2 separate regions of the Homo sapiens genome follow, and region 2 is linked to region 1. A link is a contact called in ENCODE Hi-C data. All regions are on one chromosome and are shown on one strand. The core of a region is the stretch at or near the end of the contact, and the rest is flanking DNA. Distances in the headings are between cores, read along the strand shown.

Region 1 (4,918 bases), core at 172-2,671:
GTAGAGATGGGGTTTCGCCGTGTTGGCCAGGCTGGTCTCGAACTCCTGACCTCAGGTGATCCACCTGCCTTGGCCTCCCAAAGGGCTGGGATTATAGGCGTTGAGCCACTGTGTCCAGCCAGGAATTCTTCAGTGGTAGCACTAAGTAACGGAATTTGACAAGGAAAGAACTTCACAAGTTTAATGAAATTATTCCTTTAATAAAGAATAACCGATCTCTTATTTTGTGACAGACTATTCAGGAACTTTTATTTAATGGACAGAGATGATTATTTGGGGTTGATCATTTGACTTTACGTTAAAAGTTTATTATATATGCTCGAGTTTTCTACCAACTTGGTATTATTCTGGACTTCCATTTATATCTTCTTGATCTGGTTCCTTCAAGTCCTATGCAACTGAGTACGGGATGTCCAAATAAAATTAGTGCCTAAAGATCACATTTGTCAGTCATAAGAGATACTAGTGCAAAACATTTTGTTAGGGAATTGCATGAAAGTGAAAAACTGAATCTAACAGAATCATTACGCATTTCTGGTCTGTCCACTTCAGGTTTTTGGTTTTTTGTTTGTTTTTTATAAGCCTTTGTCAGAACAGTTCAAGTTTTTGATGTTTTAACATTTTAGAGTGGTTACTGAATTTTATTTCAGTAAGCTAAATAATAAATTTAGAAGAGCAGATGGAACTCTGAAGGCTACTTGATACTATGACAAGGCCTGTTTTCCTCACTGTCTTTAGTATGTAACCCAAAGTAATATTTTGCTTTATGTCTAGAGTAACAGGGACCAAAGAGTATTTTTTATAGAGTCATTTCTTATATTGTGAACGGAAATATAGACAAAAATTCTTTTGTTTATCACAAAAAGATAATTTCATTTCAGTAAGTAATATATATCACCTTGCCATTATTTTTTCTTTTCCTCTATGTGTTCAGTGTATAAAAATCAGAAAAATACTAATTAAATGCTGACATGATATTACAGTGGTAGGATTTTCTTTTTCCAGCGTCCAAGCCATATTTCCTACGCCGGATCCTGCTGCTTTAAAAGACAGACGGATGGAAAACCTAGTTGCATATGCTCGGAAAGTTGAAGGGGACATGTATGAATCTGCAAACAATCGAGTGAGTGTCTGGTTTTTTTCTATTAATAGCCAAGATTGAACCTGTTGTGGTTATTTTATTCCTCTTTAGCATGTACAAGTAGTACATATGCTTCAGACGGGGGACACGCTGTAGCTATCCCGTCTTATTGTCCCCAAGCATAGTTAGGATACCAAAGCAGTTTCTTAAGTGTATGTCATCAAGAATCTTATGTTTTTCCTCCTAATACAGTGCACTCATGTGGCACTTTATCTGGTTGTCCTGTCAACCTAAAAAGTGGCTGAGCTGGCCGAGTGCAGTGGCTCGGTGCCTGTAATCCCAGCAGTTTGAAAGTCTGAGGTGGGCGGATCACTTGAGCCTAGGAGTTGGAGACCAGCCCGGGCAACATAGCAAAACCCCATCTCTACAAAAAATTAGCCAGGCATGGTGGCACGTGCCTGTTGTCCCAGCTGCTCAAAAGGCTGAGGTGGGGGAATCACCAGAGCCTTGGAAGTCAAGCTGCAGTGATTCGGGATTGCGCTGCTGGTGACAGAGGGAGACCTTGTCTCTCTCAAAAACAGGAGTGGGGTGGTGCTGAGCTGTTACCAGCTGTGTTCTCTTTTCACTAGAATATAATGAAGTAGCGACTTAACTGTTGTTCACGGTAGTTCAGATTCTCTACATAAGTTGAACTTTCCTTTCTAAATTGGCACCAGTTCTTAATGCAGCATATAAAATGAAACTAATATCTATTCTCAGTTTATTTTTTCTGTTACCTGGTGGTAGTTCCTTTTTTCCTCATCTCCCTTATTTTACTTCAACAATTCAAAAGGCGGAATACTACCACCTTCTAGCTGAGAAAATCTATAAGATCCAGAAAGAACTAGAAGAAAAACGAAGGACCAGACTACAGAAGCAGAACATGCTACCAAATGCTGCAGGCATGGTTCCAGTTTCCATGAATCCAGGGCCTAACATGGGACAGCCGCAACCAGGAATGACTTCTAGTAAGTGGTTTTTGTTATATTTCTGTTTGAGAGAAATTGATAATAAAATAGTTTCTATCTAAAGTCATTAATTTCTGTAAGCTTGTGTAACTATTCTAGAGTTTTTTAAATAACCATTTGCCTTTGCAAAGAAAATAACTCATCTACTAGTAAAAACAGAAGCAGAACAAGTATATTTAAGATGTCTGGGCATGGTACTTAACATACCTTGATAATCTGGAATTGTTTTTAGAGCCCAAGGTGTAAACTTCTCTAATAGTGACATCTAGAAAGCAATAGCCTACATACAGATGTTCACAGATTTCTCTGAGACTGGCTTGTGTGGTAAGTAGCCAGTAAATGTTTGTAGGCTGACCAGGTTCAGGAGCCCTGTAACACACATAATATCATATTACACTGTCACACTTTCTACTTGACATAAAATATTCTAAGTCTAGGAACTCTTTTTTTTTTTTTCTTTTTCTTTTTTTTTGAGGCAGAGTCTCACTCCGTCACCCAGGCTGGAGTACGGTGGCATGATCTTGGATCACTGCAGCCTCCGCCTCCCAGGTTCAAGCAATTCTCCCACCTCAGCCTTCCGAGTAGCTGGGATTACAGGCACATGCCACCACGCCTGTCTAATTTTTGTATTTTTCGTAGAGACAGGGTTTTGCCATGTTGGCCTAGCTGATCTCAAACTCCTGGCCTCAAATGATCCGCCCACCTTGGCATCCCAAAGTACTAGGATTACAGGCATGAGCCACCACTCCCTGCCTAGAAGCATCATTTAAAATTACATTTTGACAGCTTCAGTTTCTGATTATAGCATCATTGTTGACCTGATGAATTAACCAGATAGCCAAGACTATGATAAATAGTCTTACTCAATCGTTGACTTATTGGTACGATCAAAGTAGTGAAATATGGAGCAGGCACACCATTTTCAGGAATGGCACAGGCTGTAAGTGCTGTGAGCAAGGCTGTGATAGGAAAAACCTGCATTTACTGAGTTAGGAAATGCTAATGACCTCTAAGAAGTGCCAACTGAGCCAGCGGGCAGTAAACCTCATACGATCAGTAGATTATAGGTGGGCTGAGAAGTTCATCTCTTTCATTCATTGAAGTAGTAAAGTAGAGAACCATTGGTTACCACTGGCCTTTAGCAGCCTCATTTGCTAACTGAAGTGTGCCAGGTACTGTTTTGTAATGTGTAAAAAGTTGGGAGGAGCAACATTGCTGAGGAAATAGTATACATGGAGGCTGCCCAATAGTAAGGAAAAACACAGATTTTTTGAGTAGTTAGAACAAATTTTCAGGAATGAAAAAGTCAAGATTAGAGTTGAGACTGCTTCAGTACATGATTTGGACTTGAGTAGTAACTAAAGATTAAAAAAAGTAGACAGGCTGGGTGCGGTGGTTCATGCCTGTACTCCCAGCACTTTGGGAGGCCGAGGCGGGTAGATCATGACGTCAGGAGATGGAGACCATCCTGGCTAACACGGTGAAACCCCATCTCTACTAAAAATACAAAACAATTAGCCGGGCATGGTGGCGGGCACCTGTAGTCCCAGCTACTCAAGAGGCTGAGGCAGGAGAACAGTGTGAACCCGGGAGGCGGAGCTTGCAGTGAGCCGAGATTGTGCCTCTGCACTCCAGCCTGGGCAACAGAGCGAGACTCTGTCTCAAAAAAAAAACAAGTGGACATACCTGAGATACTTGGTTTTGGTAGAATTTACTCAAGTTCTGGGTGAAGTTCTGAGCCAAGTTTAAAGTCTGTGAGATATTAAATTGTATTCTAATGTCAGTATAAACAGTATGGTACTGATGTAAGCAGGAATAAGTGGTAGTGGAACTGAGTATCAGCCTTAAGTATATGTTGACCTTTAGCTCGTACTAAATCTGACATTTTGTAGAATGAGATTCTTACCTTAACCTGATACACAGAAAATAATAGAAGCATAAAAGTGGTCGGGCATGGTGGTGGCTCACGCCTGTAATCCCAGCTCTTTGGGAGGCTGAGGCTGCAGATCACTTGAGCTTAGGAGTTCAGAACCAGCCTGGGCAACATGGTGAAACTCTGTCTCTATAAAAAATACAAAAATTAGCCAGGCATGGAGGTGTGTGCCTGTAGTCCCAGCTACTCAGGAGGATGAGGCAGGAACATCACTTGAGCCCAGGAGGTCAAGGCTGCAGTGAGCTGTGATTGTGCCACTGCACTTAAGCCTGGACAACAGAGTGAGATCCTGTCTTTAAATAAATAAATAAGGTTTGTAAACTTTGAAAAAACAAAATTGAAAGAACTACGTAGAATGTTGAAGAAAACATAACATTCTCATCTTCATGTTTCTTTAACATTTGTTTTTTTGTTGTTGGTTTTGTTTTTGTTTTTTTTTTGAAACAGTCTCTCTTTGTCACTCAGGCTGAAGTGCAGTGGCACCATCTAAGCTCACTGCAACCTCTGCCTCCCAGATTCAGTTGATTCTTGTACCTCAGCATCCCCAGCAGCTGGAATTACAGGCATGCATCACCACACCTAACTAATGTTTTGTATTTTCAGTAGAGACAGGGTTTCACACCATGTTGGCCAACCTAGTCTCGAACTCCCGGCCTCAAGTGATCCGCGTACCTTGGTCTTGCAAAGTGCTGGGATTACAGGCTTGAGCCATCACACCTGGCCACGTTTGATTTTTTTGTTTTAATACAAAGAATACAGTTATTATAGAATCAGAGAGTGGCAATGGCAGGACTATGTGTATTGGCCTAAAAATATGCCCATAGTAAACTTATGTAACGTGTACCATCTTGAAAAAATAATCCCGGTTGTTAATGGAGTTGAAGGTAGGTAACTCTT
Region 2 (4,353 bases), core at 250-2,749, 500 kb after region 1:
TTATTTTATATAGTCATCCCTTGTTATTGAGGGAATTGGTTGCAGGACTCCCCGTGGATTCCAAAATCCGAGGATGCCCAAGTCCCTTAAATAAAATGGCATAGTATTTGCATATAACCTACACACATCCTCCCCTATACTTTAAGTCATCTATAGGTTACTCATAGTACCTAATACAATGCCTATGCATCACTTCATTCACATGGCTTCAATGTAGTACTTGGCACATGGCAAATTCAGGTTTTGCTTTTTGAAACGGGAATTTCTTTGTTTTTCCTGAATATTTGAGATTTGAGGTTGGTTGAATACATAGATGCAGAACCAGCAGATATGGAGGGCCAACTGTGTATATAAACTCTGTTTCCTGATACCAAGGTACTTGAAAGATCACATGACCTGTCCAAATTCAGCCAGTTAAGTAAGTGACATCAGTAGGACTCAACTCCAGGTTTTCTGATTCCAATGCTTTGCTTCGCCCCAACTCCCATAGCACAATTTCCTCCCTCTGATACTTCTTTTCCTTTTTTCTTGAGATAAGGTCTCACTCTGTTGCCCAGGCTGGACTGTAGTGGTGCAGTCTCTGCTCACTGCAGCCTTCACCTCCTGGGGTCAAGCGATCTTTCACCTCTGCTTCCCAAGTAACTGGGACCCTGTGCTGCCATGCCCAGCTAATTTTTTTGTTTTTTTTTGTTTGGTAGAGATGGAGTCTCACTATGTTGCCCAGGCTGGTCTCGATCTCCTAGGGTCAAGTGATTCTCCCACCTCAGCCTCCCAAAGTGCTGGGATTGCTACAGATGTGAGCCACTGTGCCTGGCCTGAATATACGTATTGTTAATTCTCTGATTTCAATGGCAGGGACTGCTTATACTTCTAATGTATACTTACTGCATTCTGGTTTTTGTTAAAATTTGATATTTATGCCCATTACTTTCACTGATTCATTACCCCTGAAGGTAGGGATCTTGCCTTATTTTAGTGCCATATACAAATTCAGTGCACATATTTTGAGCAACTAATAGGTACTGAGCACTTATGGAGCTTCCATTTAGTGGTAAGTAAATATTAATTGAATTTTTTTTTTCAGTGTATCCAAAGTGTGTACATCAGTAAGATCATAAGCAGTGATCGAGATCTCTTGGCTGTGGTGTTCTATGGTACCGAGAAAGACAAAAATTCAGTGAATTTTAAAAATATTTACGTCTTACAGGAGCTGGATAATCCAGGTCAGTAATATTTTAAGATCAGCTTTTCCCTTATATATGAGAATATCAGTACTCTGATCAAAGAGGACTGTGGAGAAGGAAGCAAGTTACATCTTGTCTAGGAGTATGCTTTCCTCCATAAGGGGACCTTGCTCGATGTGGACTTTGTTAAATGGGTTAAACAGCTCTGGGGTGAAAAAGGGTCCTTCTGTTAGTCTTGTGGTAAAGGCAGCCACTGACATTCTTCTGATTTTTCTTTCCATTTGACTCCCTGCCTCTGATCAGGTGCAAAACGAATTCTAGAGCTTGACCAGTTTAAGGGGCAGCAGGGACAAAAACGTTTCCAAGACATGATGGGCCACGGATCTGACTACTCACTCAGTGAAGTGCTGTGGGTCTGTGCCAACCTCTTTAGTGATGTCCAATTCAAGATGAGTCATAAGAGGATCATGCTGTTCACCAATGAAGACAACCCCCATGGCAATGACAGTGCCAAAGCCAGCCGGGCCAGGACCAAAGCCGGTGATCTCCGAGATACAGGTGGGCATATTTCCCCGTTCTCTTAAATTGGCACTTAATTATTGTTTTTTTATTTTTTATTTTTTTAGGAGTTCAGGAGTCTTGGCTCAGCCTCAGCCTCCCAAGTAGCTGGGACTATAAGCATGTGCTGTTGTGCCCAGTGCAGTTTTATTGCTTTCTGTGTACCTGACTTCAGGCATGTGCTTTTTACCATTTAGAATAAAATAAAAAAATAAAGTGAAGCCAGAAGATGCCTGTGTAACATTAACACTGCAGATGGCCATGCCATTAGCTGTCTAAAGGACTCTGTCAGAACAAGATTGTCTTGATTTTTTTTTTTTTTTTTTTTTTTGAGACGGAGTCTCACTCTGTCCCCCAGGCTAGAGTGCAGTGGCACAATCTTGGCTCACTGCAACCTCCGCCTTCCAGATTCAAGCGATTCACCTGCCTCAGCCTCCCAAATAGCTGGAATTACAGGCATGAACCACTGTGCCTAGCTAATTTTTGTATTTTTAGTAGAGATGGGGGTTTCACCACGTTGACCAGGCTGGTCTCGAACTCTGGACCTCAGATGATCCACCACCTCGCCCTCCCAAAGTGCTGGGGATGACAGATGTGAGCCACTGTGCCTGGCCAGTTGTCTTGACTTTAATATTACCACGAATGGTGATTATTTGAAAAGTTGTCTGAAGTCATTATAGCAGTTGGTTTCCTTAGTCACTTTTTCTAAGTCCTGAAAATGTTAATAGTCTAGTTTTCAGGGAGCTTTTAAAAGCATGTTTCAGTTTTAACTGAAAGAACTTCTCACTTGCTGAAAATTGTTTTTTCCTCCCTCACTTTTGTTTACCCTTGCAACAGGCATCTTCCTTGACTTGATGCACCTGAAGAAACCTGGGGGCTTTGACATATCCTTGTTCTACAGAGATATCATCAGCATAGCAGAGGATGAGGACCTCAGGGTTCACTTTGAGGAATCCAGCAAGCTAGAAGACCTGTTGCGGAAGGTTCGCGCCAAGGAGACCAGGAAGCGAGCACTCAGCAGGTGTGCACTCAGCCCGGGTCAGCTGCCTACACTGCCCTTAAATCAGAAGCAGGCTGGGCGCGGTGGCTCACACCTGTAATCCCAACAGTTTGGGAGGCCAAGGCAGGCGGATTGCTTGAGCCTAGGAGTTGAGACCAGCTTGGGCAACATGGCAAGACCCTCTCTCTACCTAAAAAAAAAAAAAAAAAAATCAGAAGCAATGCACTGCTACACATTGCTTAACAAACCAGAAGCAATACATTGCTCTGACCTGACTGGCTACTTAACTCGACTATGCCACTGCCTCACTGTCTTCCTCTAAAATAGTTTATTTCAGGATAGCAGAAGCTATTTGCTGCTTTATCTCTGGCAAGAGCTGGCATGATATTTCTCTAAAGTAACACAGCCCTCCATTTCGTGGGGGTAGACAGTTATGGTCTAAGAGTATCCTTAGCTGTACTCACTAGTACAGTCATGTGTTAATTAATGATAGGGATACCTTCTTAGAATTGCGTCATTAGGCGATTTTGTCATTGTGCAAACATAGAGGGTACTTCACACACCCAGAGAGTACAGCTTGACTACACACCTGGGCTGTGTGGTTAGCCTGTTGCTCTTAGGCTACAAACCTGTATAGCATATTACCATACTGTTTACTGTAGGCAATGGTAAGTATTTGTGTATCTAAATGTATCTAAAGGTATAGAAAAGGTACAATAAAAATATGATATAGGCCAGACACGGTGGCTCACGCCTTGTAATCCCACCACTTTGGGATGCCGAGGCGGGTGGATCACAAGTTCAAGAGATTGAGACCATCCTGGCCTACATGGTGAAACCTTGTTCTCTACTAAAGATACAAAAATTAGCTGGACGTGATGGCGCGCGCCTGTAGTCCCAGCTACTCAGGAGGCTGAGAATCGCTTGAACCCAGGAGTCAGAGGTGGCAGTGAGCCAAGATCATGCCACTGCACTCCAGCCTGGTGACAAAGTGAGACTCCGCCTCAAAAAAAAAAAAAAAAAAAAAAGAAATATGGTATAAAGATAAATGGTATACCTGCATAGGGCACTTACCACGAATGGAACTTACAAGACTAGAAGTGGCTCTGAGTGAGTAGTGAGTGAAAGTGAAGGCCTAGGACATGACTGCATACTTTTATATAACTGGCAGCACAGTAGGTTTGTTTACACAGCATCACTACAGATGCATGAGTGATGCCTTGTGCGACAAACTTACGACAGCTATGATGTCAGTAGGTGACAGGAAATTTTGAGCTTCATTATCATCTTAACAGACCATCATTGTATGTGCGCCCTATTGTTGACCAAAATGTTAGTGGTGCATGAGTGTGCATTATTTGCTTTATTCTTCTCTGTAAATTGGTGACAACAATACCTGCCTCATTAGGTTACTGTGAAGAGTTAGTGAAGAGCACAAAACAGAGCCTGTTAGGGAGCAAAAACTCATAAATGTTAGTTATGATCATTGTTAAAATTGTGTCATTCTGATTTCTTATAAACCTGAGACCAATGGGAACCAGATTGCTAGATTCTTTTTCTTTTTTTTTTTTTTTTTTTTTTTTTGAGACAAAGTCTCACCCTGTTGCCCAG

The links. Hi-C counts contacts between places; a loop is a spot of excess contacts on that map. Pooled maps may share reads with other maps.
Region 2: a map with no recorded cell type shows a loop between it and region 1 (3-fold over the local background). The contact joins two enhancer-like sites. A Hi-C loop is called at or near these places in 1 of 168 maps with a recorded cell type or tissue (ectodermal cell), 1 of 37 single-sample maps with no recorded cell type and 2 of 50 pooled maps.

The regions. Positions count from the first base shown.
Region 1 is chr22:41,139,135-41,144,052 of GRCh38, forward strand. EP300 (EP300 lysine acetyltransferase) reads left to right here. Exons shown (of 31, transcript NM_001429.4): 9 at 1,006-1,123; 10 at 1,914-2,088. Among named protein-coding and RNA genes, the nearest start is that of EP300, 49 kb to the left of the region's middle. Within about 2 kb of position 1,422, at least 3 of the 41 ENCODE cell types and tissues checked have a DNase peak (open chromatin) inside an H3K27ac peak, as active enhancers do.
Region 2 is chr22:41,635,029-41,639,381 of GRCh38, forward strand. It overlaps XRCC6 (X-ray repair cross complementing 6), which reads left to right. Exons shown (of 13, transcript NM_001469.5): 4 at 1,085-1,223; 5 at 1,488-1,742; 6 at 2,580-2,763. Among named protein-coding and RNA genes, the nearest start is that of XRCC6, 16 kb to the left of the region's middle. Within about 2 kb of position 1,500, at least 6 of the 41 ENCODE cell types and tissues checked have a DNase peak (open chromatin) inside an H3K27ac peak, as active enhancers do.